2 separate regions of the Homo sapiens genome follow, and region 1 is linked to region 2. A link is a contact called in ENCODE Hi-C or POLR2A ChIA-PET data. All regions are on one chromosome and are shown on one strand. Each heading gives the region's core, a stretch centred on a gene start or an enhancer-like site at or near the end of the contact. The rest is flanking DNA. Distances are from core to core; before and after follow the strand shown.

Region 1 (6,459 bases), core at 3,347-5,846, 63 kb before region 2:
GCTGTCAGTGACTGGGATGCAGTGGGGGTGGCCGGGCTGGGGAGGGCAGTAGTGAGTGTGGGAGGTGGCTGGGGCACCTCCTATCACAGCCTGGGAAGGGCCTCCGCTCAGGCTCTGCTTCCACACCCCAGCTGACAGCACCCCAGGGCTCCTATCCCCATTCCCTACCCCTGTCTCTGAAGGCACCAGGAGATGAACCAGGAGAAAGAACATTGTGGAATGAAAGGGCCCAATGCTCAAACCACAAGGCAGACTCCAAGCTCCTGGTTTTTACAGTTGCCAATTTTCTCCATTCCCCAAAACACAGAGACCGTAATTCCTCTGTGCTGGAGATGGACATATCTAGGGTCCTTTTCTGTTCATCATTCGATTTGCTCGCGGCTCCGAGGGACTCTAGGCTTCTGAGGTCCCTGCACTGGGCCTGCCCAAGCCCTGCTGGGACTCTGGCTTCACACTCTGCCTCTCTGCCTGGTGGAAGAGAACGCAGGGTGGTGTTAAGTGGGGCTGTGGGGCAGTGGGGCAGTGGCTGTACCTTGTGATTCTGGTAGGAGGTCACAGAGATGAAGGAGGTCTCTGGGAACACGTGGGTGCAGAAAGCAGTGTTTTTGGAGCCGAAAGCATTGTTCTCATCAGCCTTAACGATGTGGAGCCGCGGCTGGTACTTGTGCATAGAGTTGAGGATGATCTGGAAGAGAAGGGTCTCATGCTGAGCTCCAGGTCCCCATCCGCAAGCCCCAGGCCCTTGACCTCATTCTTCTGGCCCTGGCCTGGTTTTTCTCATTCTCCTCAAAGCCCAGGATCCGGGGCCTACCGACCAGGACTGGAGCTCCCAAGTGAAGAACCAGGCCCCTGGGCCCCAAACTCTCCCCACCCCAGCCCTACTTAGCCTCTCTGCACCAGCACTAATGCCCAGCTCCAGGCCCTCCTTGATGTGACCAGTTGATTCACTGTGGTAATGGAGAACTTGAGTCAGCCCTTAACACTGTCAAAGCCCACTGTGAACTCAGCACAGTGTAGCAGGTGGAATTGTGAGCTGTCAGCAAAAGTCCAGGGTGCCACCGAGTCACTGTTTGATCTCAGACAAGTCACTGGGCTTCTCTGTGCCTCAGTTTCCACATTTGTAAATGGGATCATAACATGTAACCTCCCTCCCTCAGGGGTCCCCCTCCAGCCTCACCTCTTCTCAATACCCTTCTTACACATGACCTGCCTCTTCTAGAAATACTTGGGTTTTGCAGGATGAGAGAGAGGGAAAAAGCTGAGGAAAATGTCCCACTGTAACTTTTTTTGTCACATTGCTCATTTGTTCATGCATTTCTTTTCTTTCCTTTCTTTCTTTCTTTTTCTTTTTCTTTTTTTTTTTTTTTTTTGAGATGGAATCTCACTCTTGTTGCCCAGGCTGGACTGCAGTGCCGCAATCTTGGCTCACTGCAACCTCTACTTCCTGGGTTCAAGCGATTCTCGTACCTCAGCCTCCCAAGTAGCTGAAATTACAGGTGTGCTCCATCATTCCCAGCTAATTTTTATATTTTTAGAAGAGACAGGGTTTCACCATGTTGGTCAGGCTGGTCTCGAACTCCTGACCTCCAGTGATCCGCCCACCTTGGCCTCCCAAAGTGCTGGGATTACAGGCGTGAGCCTCCGCACCTAGCCTTGTTTATGCATTTCTCAACGTTCACAGAGGCCTGCTGACGGTGTGCTGGGGAGACCCAAATGTATCCTGCCTTCAGACCTGCCTAAGGCCGCTCCCAGCCCTCAGAGAAGCTCTTCAAGCGTTCAAGGTGCCAAGGTAGGAGACGGCACAGTTTCCAAAATAGTGCCATAGAAGGCAAGAGGCCCCCGATCCCAAGGGCCCTTGAGGATGCCGTGGGCTGGGGGAGGCGGGTTGCCGCGGCTGGACAAAGCTTAGCAAAGCGCCCTGGAGGCGCGGCTGCCAGAGCCCCCGGGGGCCGCTCACAGTAGTTGCTGCTCCAAACCTGCTTCATTTGGCTGCGCCCCACGGTAGCAGCTGCATCATGTGCCATTAAAATGTATTTTTTATCGTTGACATTTGCCAGACGCCCTCCCCATTGAAGGCAGGACCAGGAATTTGGGGCATTTTATCAGCCCTGCGGCTTCTGTTAACCCTTCGGTTTCTGTCCTGGCCAGGCCAGGCGGGCCCTCGGGTCCCCTTCCCCTCTGAGCTCCCCTCTCCGTAGCTGGCAGTGCCCTTTCCTTGGGTTGGTCGTTGGGCTGCCACCCTTCTAGGTTCCCAGGGATGGGACCTGGTACTGACGCTGAATGAAAGGTTTAACCTGTTAGTGACCAGAGTGCCAAGAGAAAGGCCAGAGTCAGGCTCTTTTATGGCAAACCTTGGCCAAAGTCTTAGTCTGGGAAGACTCTGCTCTTATCGTGCCCTGGGGCACAGGGATAGCCTAGAGAGCCAGCTCAGCTGAGGAATGGGTGGGCCAGGACCTGGGCTGTGGGTACTGGCCTTCCCTGGGCTCCTCGGTTGAGCTGGGTGACTCCATCCAGCAGGAACCACACTTTCTGCCTTCTGCACTGGCCACTCCCGCCTCAGCCCTCAGTGACAAACCTCCAGACCTTCACGAGGCAAGTACATAACTCCCAAACCCCAAACCAGGTCCTGCAGCTGGGGACCTGCTGCCCGACTGGGGGCCTGCCAGGTGAGGAATGCAGAGTGAGGCTACAGGACACAGGTCCCGCTCAGAGAGGCCTCGATGTCTGTCCCTTTCCAGGACGCTGGGGATGCTCCTGTGGCGAGAGGAACTGGGCCTGGAAAACACCTCCCAGCCCCTTTAGGTGACTCCATCACCGTGCACTATTCACAGAGCTGCAGGCATCCACAAAGGACCCACGTTCCCGGAAGATCCAGCAATGGAATACCTGGGAGGTGGCCCGATAGCTCCAGGAATGCCCAGTTCCTACCTGTGCACCTTTGCACATGCAGGTCCCTCTGCTGTCTCGATCTTCCTTTCCCATTCTTTTCTCACCTTCTGGGCCTAACATCTCTTCTAGGAAGACCCAGATCTTCCAGGAAGTCTCAGGTACAAGGGCCTGCTCTGAACGCCCAGTTCTGAAACTTACTTCTCATGTGTTATCTACCTGGTTGTCATTCTGCATCCTAGTGGCTTCCTATTTCTTCTTGTCCCTTCAATTAAACTCTAAACTCCTCAGGAGAAAGGGCTATACCTTTTATCCTTTTGTACCTCCAGGCTCCTTTGCCCCCAGACAGGATCTAGTGAGTGCAAGGTCGGGTTTGAGAGTGGGAAGATCTGGGCCACGACCACAAACCCTCCGTGGGAACGTGGGCAAGTCCCCTCCTCTCTGGTCTTTGCTTGCTCACTAAAGACGAGATCATCTCTAAGGCATTTCCTAGGTCAAAAGTGGTGATGAAACATGTGCAGAGATGATCTCCCATGAGTTCCCCGATGTGCCAGCTCCTTGGCATGAAGGCCTCCCCCAGTCACTCTAGCTCTCCAAAGGTGGCAGCGCAAAGGGAGAACAAAGACCGTGGGCTGAGAGAACCCAGGACAGAGCCATAGGCACCAGCACCTCATGAAGGCTGTGCAGGACACTAGGACACATGGCAGCAGCCACCCTGCTCCTGTGACACCTGGGCAGTCACAAGCAGTCGTGGGCTCGTCAAAGCCCTGGGTATCATCATCAACTCCCCTCCTCCTCACTGTCATCCACCTCCAGGTCCACTCAGTGACCGATTCCTGTGACTCTATCTATAAAACAAAAGCCCCTCCATTCCTTTTGCACACCCCTGCTTCAGGCCCCACCATCTTTGGCTGGGCTGCTAGGACAGCCTCCCCCTACCTCCATCTACTTTCTCTCCATTTCCTCCTGAAACACATCCCATCAGTTCACTCCCCTGCTCAGAACCTTCTGGGAAATTCAGGAAGATGTGCATTGCTTAAGAGCAGGGCCTTTTGTATTTCCTCCTCTTTCCCCCACATCCCCTCCTACCACTGCTGCCAGTATATGGGGCTCAGTAAATGCCTTATGTACACAATCCACCTTTGATTGTTCCCTCTTGACCCTTGGAATAAAGGCCAAACTCCTTAGCCCGTCAGACAAAGTCCCTGATGACTAGGGTGGAGAGAGTGCCCAACACATCTTCCGAGGCAGGGAACCAGCCAGGCTCACAGGGAAACCTGCAAAGAGGGAAGCTGCCAGTCCTACAGGGGCAGGTGGGAGCCACTAGGTGAGGGTAACCCCGGTCATAGAGAAGTCAAGAAGGGTGCAGACGCCGTCATGATCTCTGTTCACCAGCGTCAAGTCCTGAGCAAGCTCTTCTCCTTCTCCAACCATTGGGGTCCCCATCTATGAAGTGGGGCCTTTGACTAAGTGGTCCCAAACACCCCTTCTGACTCCGACAGTCTAGAACCTGGACAGGTATCTGGAAGAAAGTCCCACCCATTGAGCCAAGACAAGTATAAACTTGAGCCTTAGTCCCATCAGCCGGGAGAATGTGAAACCAACTCAGTGACTCACACACCTGGCTTTGCTCGGAAGTTCCTCAGGCGCCACATTAAACTACTTTGCCAGAGTTTCACATTTATATTTGCTGCAGAGGATATGGGGCCAAATGGGCCAGCCACGTCAACAACCCCACTACATGACTGGTTCCGTCATCATCGTTTCACAGAAATGGGATTCATTATGTTCTGGCCACAATTCAGAAGCCTGTTCTATTTTAACAACTGCAATTGCGCCAAACATCCCTCTCCTCAAGAGATCGCCATAGCGTGCTTGGCCAATAAAGCCCAGATCTATCTACATTGGAATCACAGAACATTAGGGCATGGAGAGGCAGGCCATTGAGATCATTCGTGTCCAGCTCTCTAATTTTACAGATGAGGAACAGAATGCTGGTAGTGGAGACGTGACTCGCCCAGGAACACACAGCTGGTTGGAGACACAGTCTGGAGCAGGATCCAGATGGCCTGTGAGAGAGCACACACTGCTCTCAACAAGCTCAGAGTTAATGAGAAGGTGCCAATTAAACACTGTAAGGGACTTGGGTCAGCAGGCCCTACAGAACACAGAACACATGTTATCTGGATGCTAGCCCCTCAAAAGTGTGGCTAATGTCCATTTTGTCAGATACTAAAACCAGATTTACCCTGCATCATAATTTTATTTTCTGTGACTACCTTCTCCATCATCCTTCTGATCCTCCCCAGCCCTACAAAGAGGTTAGGACAGTGACAGGATCTCAGCTTAAACACCAAAGAAGGAAAGAAAGAAAACTGAGACCCCGGATGATAAGAGGTGCATCCAAGGAAAATTCAAACTAGATCTAAGTCAGGGAGCCCATCAGCCCACTCAAGAGGCCTTGCCCAGGGAACCTTAGGCATCACTCCCATGCGAGCAACACTGGGGTGGTACCGTGGGGCCTCCAAACCTTCCTGCCTTCTGCCACAGCAACAGCAGTAACAGCTGGCACTTACTGAGCATAGCTTATGTGCCAGGCCCTGTGCTAAGCCATTTACATTCACCATAAAATTAATCTTTACAGTATCCGTATAAAGTAGGCATTAATTATTATTGCCCTTATTTTAACAGGCAAGGGACTGAGGGTCAGGGAGGTGCAGGCATTTGCCCAGCATCAGACAGCCGATTTCAGGCACAGCCAGAATTGGTACTAGTTTCCAAGCCTGAGTTCATACCTTAACCTGGCTGGGGAGGGTGGGACCTGATCTGGAGTTCAGGGCTTGCCACATTGTCAGGGATCAGCAAATGTGGGAGGAAAGGAGGAAAGAGGGAGATAAATAGCTCTGGGTCCCCACTGGCAGATTAGCAGCATAAGCTTTGGGGGGACATCTGCCCCTGGCAGGGGAAGTGGCTTTGCTGTCTGATTACCACCCCCTTCAGGAGTTTCTCATGCACTTACCATCCACCAGCACCCGCTGGCTTGCCAGACACGGTGGCTAGGCACTAGGATGTCACAGTGATTGGAAACCTCATGGTTTACTATCTGGTGGGGCAGTCACATAGTAACTCCGAAAATGAGCAGAAATAAGTGGTGAGAAAATGTAGTGAAAGAAAGGCTGCATTTATCATGGTAACAAATCAGGTGACACACCTAACAAGAAACGTGCAGGGCCATTTCAAGGAAACCTGAATACGTTTTGAAGAACCAGAAAACCCTCAGCAAATAGAAAAGCCTTCCTATCAGTCTTCTCTAAGTAAATTTATAATTTAAGGAAAATCCAATAAAAATACAAATAAGCTCCTTTTTTAACACTACAAGCTTATTCTAAAATTTATGTGAAAAAATAGACAAGACTAGCCAAGAAAACTCTGAAGAAGATCAAGGAGGCCCAGTCCTGCCAAACACTAAAACCTATTATCCAGTCTCAACAGTTAAAAGACTGGCGTGTGAACAGGCACACATTCATATAGGGATTTAGTGTTCAGAAATAAGGCACCTCAACCAGGGGAGGA
Region 2 (7,041 bases), core at 635-3,134:
GCATGTAGATAATTATTAAATCACCAAAGATTTGGTCCTATTCTCTGCTACACTGTACTTTGAAAGAGAAAAGAGCTGAGAGCCTAGTGCAGGGACGACATCTGGCCTGGGTCCCATCACCCAGCCGGTGACTGTATTGCAGTGGAAATGACCCTCGACTGGTGTTAACTGGGCTGCTTTCTAGCCGTGTGCCCTTAGGAAACGTGTGTAGGGTTAATCTCTGAGGGTGCCAGAGCTCATCTGGGGACATAAAAGGTCAGCTGGAAACAGGCTTCTAAGCCCCACCCCCTCCAACTCTGGCATTCCCCAGCCAACGGGTCTTACATCCCCAGCCTCCCATTGAGACTTGACCCAGAGCATTGGTGGCTTTTAATCCAAGGGCGAGATTCTCAGGCTGACCCCTGGGCCCTCCCCAGTCCCCACCACCTCCCGCTGGAATAACGCAGCCCAAAGCCTCCCCTATGGAGGCAGGAACTTAGGTGAGCAGCTCCACAGGGCACATCCTGCCCTCGACCCTGAAGACCCCGCCCTGAAGAGCCGGATGAGGGTGGTGAGGAGGGCGGGTCGGAGCCGAGGGGGCCCTCTCCGCTGGAGGAGCGCTGGATCCCCGCCGATCCTTCCCCTATCCCGCCCGTAAGTCCTCACCGTCGAGTGGGCCCCGCGCTCCTAGGGCCGTGCGCCCCGCGCGCTGCGGATGCCAGCCACAGCCCCCTTCGGAGGGGCCCAGGAGGCCGGAGGCCGGCGGCTCACTTCCCGCAGAGAGAACGCGAGGGCCCAGCCCCGCGGGCGCGCAGAAGAGGACAAGCTGGGGTCTGCAGCAGCCTGGAAGGTCGCCGAGCTGGCGCTGCCGGGCGGTTCTGGCAGCAGGGGAGAAGGCCCCACCCCGAGCCTCAAGCCCTCCGCTCAGTGTGTCCGCAGCCCCGGAGTCCCTCGGTCCCTCGGCGGCCTGTGCCGGGCTCCGGACCCGGCTCTGCCTGTGTCGGTGGCTGTGCCTCCGTGCCCCGCTTGCCGGGGTCCGCAGTCTATCTCCCGCTCTCGCCCGAGGCGGGCTGTGAGGCCGCGGCCCGGGCCCTGGCCTGCAGCGCCATCTCGTGGACCTGTGAGGAGTTGCCGAGGCCCGAGGCCTGGGCGGGCTCTGGGTTCGCTCCCACTCGTGCTCCCGGCGGGGAGCTGCGGGAGCTGCCAAGAGGACTCGCTGGGAAACCAGGCGCGGCCGTCAGCGCTGGAAATCGGTGCTTCCGGAGTGGGTTTGGGGTCCCCGGCCCCATCCAATAGGAGGAACAGATATGCGCCTCCGGAGAGCCCAAAAGGAAGTCCAAGTGCAAAACCGCCCCGGGCGTGCTCGGACACGTTCAGCGCCCGGCAACCAGCCTCCACCCCGAAGGCGCTCCCGGGAGGGTGCCCAGGAGACCCGGAGCTCGGGCTTCCTCCCAAGAGGGCGGGGGCTCCCTCCGCTGCCGCCCTGTCCTGCGAGCAGGGAGCGCTCGGCCTCCTGCGGGATCCCGCCTGACCGCCGGTGCTCCGCACCTCGGGGCCAAGGACAGCGAAGGAGGGGGAGGAAGCGGGACTGGATTTTGGGTCCTTCCCAGAGCGGAGGAAGGCAGGCTCGGGGTATAAATCCAGGGCTCGTAGAGGCTGTCCCTCAAGGGGCCGTCCCATAACCGGGAAATAGGGGGTCCCGGCCTCAAGCCGGGGCGCTTGAGCGTGAGAGTCCCGGGGAGAGCGAGGCTGAGCGCGCCCCTCCCGCCCCAGGAGCACCCCACGCAGGAGTTCGCGGTCAGCTGGGGAGGCGGGCCCGGGAGCTGCGGCCTTCGGGAGGGCAGGGCCAGGCCATACCGGTGGCTCCGGTTCTCCACAGCAGCGGCGGGGGAGTGGAGGAGGAAGGGCTTGAGGGCTCGGAAGATTCCGATTAACCCGAGAGGAAATGAGGTCCCCTGGGCCTTGGGATCCGGGCGGCTTAGCCGCTAGGGGTCTCTCGGAGCCCCTGCACTCACACCCTCCATCTCCGAGTTCCTCCGGGAATCGCACGCGCCACCCCACACCGACACGCACAATTCCCTCTTAGACCTCACACGCCCCACACGCGAGAGCCCGAGGCGACAGGCTAGGCCGCCAGCAGGTATCGCCATCGTCCCAGCACTGGCCCTCCTGCCACGCGTGTGCCGGCGGCTCTGCCGTCCAAGGACCCCGGGCCAGGCCCTGAAGGGTTAAGGAGGCCTTGCGGCACCGGAGCGGCGGGTACGCCGGGCGCCTAGGCTAATTGGCGACCCCGGGGACAATGAGGGCTGGGAGGCCGGGGAGGAGGGTGGCTTAATTGGACATGGGAGTGGCCTAGCCTTTGTCTGGGACAAGGCCCAGCCGCCGGCCGCGGGTTCCCGCAGTCGCACTCAGGCTACCAGCTGGGGCCCCGCGGAGCGCCGGGTGGGCGACTCGGAGGGGACATGTGCGGCGGGAGGTGGCGGCGAAAGTGGTGTGGGGGATCTCGAGGCCCTGGAGTCCCACCCCACCCCACCCGGGTTGCTGCAGCAACGACGCGGCCTAAAAACGGCCGCGACTAGGCCGCCCCGCCCGGCCTTCGCAGGCACCCGCCTCCCCCGCGCCCATGCCCGCACCCGCACCCCTCCCGCGACCCTAAGTCGGTGCTGCCCCCTGGTGTCCGCAGCCCTGTACGTAGGCCGCCGCGGGCGCGCAGCCGACTCTCGTCTCCCTCCTAATGTCCTGCTGAAAGTGAGAAGCCGCGGGACGCAAACGCGCCGCTCCTCTAGGAGTATGAGAGGCGTTTCAGCCCAAAGCGACCTCCAGCAAACGCGCTGCCCACGAGCTTCTATTTAGGCTGGAAAACGGGCTTCTCTGTCCCTGTCGGGTTCCCGGACCTGCCCGCAGGTCTGAGGCAGGGAAGCCAGAACCCACCCTCTGGGGTTGGGATACGTTCTACTGCAACCTCCCACTCGTGCACTGGCTGAGTCCCCTCCCTGCTCCAGCCGCATTCGGCGTGGCCTGGGGGCAGCACCATCCTGAAGAGGCGGGCCTGGTTCTCTCTCTCTCGCTCCTTGCAAATGTATCGGCCCACAAAGGCGTCCTGGGAGTCTGGGGGCCCAACTGTCCATTCCACCTTCACCATCACCGTTCCTCCATCTCAACGTCCCTGGTGTTTTGGAAGCCAGCACCCTCCCCAAGCCCCACCCTGTGCAGTGCCCAAGGTGGGCAGCCTGTTGGGGCAGGGCGTTCAGGGTCCCCAAGGCTTAAAGAGGAGAGAACTGGGAAGGAGGTGGCGTGCTCGGTGACCGACCAGACCCAGGGCTAAAGGAGTGCCCGCCCAGCTCCCACTGCTAGAAGTGGGGGCTGGAGACACCTGCTAGCTGGGCAAGGAGGGGGAGCTCACCGGCGCGGGGTGGGAGGCAGCTGTCCTTGCAGGAGTGGGTCTCGGGGAAGGACCAGCCTAATGGAGACTGACACAGCTGGACCCCGGAGAGACCCCAGCCAAGCCCATTATTATACAGGGGAAACTGAGGCAGGAATGGAAATAGCCCACTGACCCCACTCTCCACTCTCCCAAGAGGGATTTAGATAGATGAGTTAAAGTAAGACCTTTTAGTCCAGATTTTGCCACTCTAGCCAACAGCCCTGACGCGGAGGAAATGTTTGTCTTTGAGGTTCAGGAGGCAGAGAGAGGGGAAAGAATTCTAGGCTCAGCGATATTTGGCGGGGAGTACGGGGGTGGGACACAGCCAAACCCCTCCTCCGAAGGGAGAGGTTGGACAAGGAACACCCATCCTCCCAGCCCACCCACCCAGAAGCATTGAAAGGAGATGGGTTTCCAGTGTGGTTTCCCGGAAAGGGAGTCAGAAGCCAGGAGTCCAGGCCGCTCGGCTGCTCTCCTCCCGGCCCGGGTGGGTGCCCAGGCCCGTTGCGCGGAGCTGCGGGAGCGGCCGGCAGGGGGAGTCCAGCCCCGGCCTGGGACGCACCCCGCGTCCCGCGCCGGCGCCGCCCGGCCTCGCGGCTCCGCCAGCGCCCCAGCCGCCCTGCCGCCGTGCCGCCCTGCCGTCCCCGGGGTGCAGCTGCCGCCGGGCGAGGGGCGCGCAGCCTTTTGTCCCCGCCTCTCGTCCCTCCTTGCGCGCGTGCAGCGCCCCAGCCCCGCGCGACCCACAGAGCGCACAGCGCCGTTCACTTCGCTTTCTAGCGTTTTATTGTTTTCTTGCGTTTTTGTCGTTTCGTTCTCGCTCCGGAGCGAAAAGTGAAAACCTGAGGTGGAGCCCGCGGGCCGGGCGAGCCAAACCCGGGCGGAGGGGCCGAGGGGCCGAGGGGTCGAGGGGCCGGCGGGGTGGTGGCTCCTCCAGGGCTCTGGGCCTTCTCCCGCAGCCAAGGGCCCCCCCAGCCCTGTACAATATAGATGCTCACGTAAAATGAAAAAAACTTTAAATGTATGAGTTAATCTCTAAATATATGTACACAGCAATGTACACCTTTGAATAAATTAATACCAATTTGCATATTCTGGGAACCTTAAAGCTTATTTACACAAATTACCATTTATTTCATAAATATCTTTTTTTTTTTTCCCCTGGGGACTCAAGGCAGAAGTGCCACTCCCTCCGTTGACCACGGCTGGGAGGGGTGCCTGTCTCTTCAGGGAAGAGGTGGGGAGACTAACAGGTTCCCTCCCAGCTCAGGTCTACACTGACTTCAGTCGTAACTGGTTCCAGCATCCCTCAACCCAGTTTTATCACGCGGTCTAGGCCCAAGGTCCAGGGCTCTGGGACTCCCTCCGATGCTCCCACCCCTGGCCCCTGCACCTTCTGGCTTCTGCAGGGACCGCTGGGCCCTGGATGAGGCCTCTCCCACCTCGCTGGAAGACCAGAGACACCTTCGGATGCCACCTTGACGCTGGAGCGGATCTGGACCTAGCCCAGCAGCTCCCAAGTGACTGTGTTTCCAGCAGCCTGATCCTTGTTGAGGCCCAGGGAAGTGTCCCAGGCCCCGACTTGCCAGACGAGGCTCTATTCCGGCTGCTGCAGCCCACTTTTCTCCTTTATTTAAATAAATACTCATTCTGTGCTGTACACGTCCCAAGCAGCAGGGGCAGGCAGCCCGGGTGGCCTGCGTGGCAGGGGAGCAGCTGGGCAGCCCCTCACTTGGGCGACTCCCGGCCTGGGGAGAGGGCTCGCTGGCTCTCCAGCCCACTCACCAGTCTCTGGATGCTCTGCAGTTCATTGGCCGCCTCCTTGGCCGAGCCACTGGGCGACAGGGCACCGCGGGATGGGGCCCCTACTTTGCGGAGAGCCAGCTCGGGCAGGGGGCTAGGCTCCCGGCTGTTTCCACCAGCGGCCTTGGAGCCCTCAGAGGCCAGCCCGGTGGTGAGGAGGCTAGTGCTAGGCGGGATGGTGACCGGGATCTGATAGGGGCTGAAACGCAGTCGGGGCCGGGCACTGCCCAGGAAGGGGCTCCGGGAGAGGGAGCCGGCGGCTGCGGCGGCGGCAGCTGCAGCACTAGTGGCGGGCAAAGCCGAGGCGGCTGCGGCTGCTGCTGCCATGTAGGTGTAGGGGTAGGGGAAGAGGCCTCCGAAAGTGGGCATTGGAATTCCCTGGAAGAAACAGAACAAGACGAGGGTTAGACATCTTGCCTGAAGTCTTTCTGAAGTTGGGCTGGGTGCTATCCCCTGGACACCGTGCCCTTCTGTTTTAGGGATGTAAAACCACAATTCGCATAACTATAACCACAGGCAGCACAGGTAAGCATGAGCCAGTGTGCCTGTGGCCAAACCCAGTTAGAAGGGTGAGATCGCTTCAGGCTACCATGCAAAGGCCTGCCATCAAGTTCTGTGCTGGGCATTACAGCAGGGGTAATGGAAAGGACATTCCAGGTGACTGCCCTAGCACGGGTGAAGGCCTTGAGGGAGAAAACGGGGCAGGCATAGGGCCAGGTGGCAAACAGGCAGCTTTGGGTGTCTTGGAGGTTCTGCTCATTGAGAACAGTGTCCTCGCCACCCCTCCTATCTGCAGGCTCTGAAGGGCAGAGGGCACACATGCTGGGGAAGGCACTTTGCAAAGTCTCCTTCTGCCTGCTCATGGTTCTCCTGCCTGGGCCAGGAGGAGGACACGGGTGCCAACCAGTTCATAAACTGGCCTGAAAGTTCTACAGGGAATGCCTGGCAGCACCTCACTGGCAGCTGAGGAAGGAATGCAGTCTTTGCCTGTGAAGGGCACAGCAGCCAGGAACTCCTGGACAAGCACCTTCCTGAGTTCATGAGGTCTGGCTGGTGCACGGCCTGACCTTTGAGATAATGGCTTACTCCCCAGAGCTAGTGGGTATGGGGAGGAGGGCAGGGGGCTGATGATTGCACTGGGCTCCCAGGGAGCCTCAGGCCTGGCTCTAGCAGGAAGAAGAAAAGAGGCAGCTTCATCAGGCCTGAGAAAATACCCCCTCCTGAGACAGTCAGGTCCTACTGGGCATTTCAGACCTGGCATCCCAGGTTGGGAGGAAGGAGGGAGGCTTCAGTTCTCTTGGGATTTGGCTCTACCTGATGTCTGGGATGGGCTGCACTGGCCTGGGAATGTAACCACCAGCAGCCCTACCAACGGATGCCTCCCAGGTGCTGGTATTCTCACCCGGGTCATGCACCTGTTGGCCAGGCTGTGTCTAGAAGCCCTGACTTCCTCATGACCTCTGTGATGCTGGTGATTATTACCAGTTTGTCTGGGGAGGAGGCATTCATATACACAAATAATCAGGGGTGCAGATTAAACCTCTGGGCCCTGAACTTTCTCCAGAGGCTTCCCTTCCAGCCCAGAGCCCCAGATGAGTGATGGTGATACCTCAAACACTCCACACACCCTAACACTGAGCTGTGTGTAAAACTCATTTCAGAATCGCCTGCCTCCCAACCCCCCACCCCCCCACCCACCAACCCAACTTTTAAAATATTTGCTGCTGAAGCAAAGGAGCTTTCTCAGACCTGAACTGCTATTTTCCTTCCCTTGAGATAAGATCTCAGGGGTTCAATTTGCCAGAAACCTCAGAGGGAAGAAAATGAATGAAGAGATT

Evidence for each region. A loop is a pair of places that touch in the nucleus more often than their neighbours do. ChIA-PET counts read pairs that join two places held with the same protein, here RNA polymerase II (POLR2A). Pooled maps may share reads with other maps.
Region 1: a loop to region 2 is called in a map of Right ventricle myocardium inferior, with 3 times the contacts of the local background. The contact joins the enhancer-like site here to the promoter of LINC02875 in region 2. A Hi-C loop is called at or near these places in 7 of 168 maps with a recorded cell type or tissue (Caco-2, HepG2, Right ventricle myocardium inferior and 4 more), 3 of 37 single-sample maps with no recorded cell type and 4 of 50 pooled maps. POLR2A ChIA-PET finds 5 or more read pairs at or near these places in 7 of 52 experiments (CD4-positive, alpha-beta T cell, Caco-2, H1 and 4 more).

What each region holds. Positions count from the first base shown.
Region 1 is chr17:61,472,853-61,479,311 of GRCh38, reverse strand. TBX4 (T-box transcription factor 4) reads right to left here. Exons shown (of 9, transcript NM_001321120.2): 6 at 533-685. Among named protein-coding and RNA genes, the nearest start is that of TBX4, 24 kb to the right of the region's middle. RefSeq lists enhancers at 1,392-2,092, 2,093-2,795. Within about 2 kb of position 4,596, at least 2 of the 41 ENCODE cell types and tissues checked have a DNase peak (open chromatin) inside an H3K27ac peak, as active enhancers do.
Region 2 is chr17:61,406,594-61,413,634 of GRCh38, reverse strand. LINC02875 (long intergenic non-protein coding RNA 2875) reads right to left here and starts at 1,884. Exons shown (of 1, transcript NR_160788.1): 1 at 355-1,884. It overlaps TBX2 (T-box transcription factor 2), which reads right to left. Exons shown (of 7, transcript NM_005994.4): 7 at 4,169-5,581. The coding sequence ends at 5,129. RefSeq lists silencers at 878-937, 958-1,017, 2,538-2,707, 3,868-4,017, 4,028-4,077 and 1 more and an enhancer at 2,587-3,169.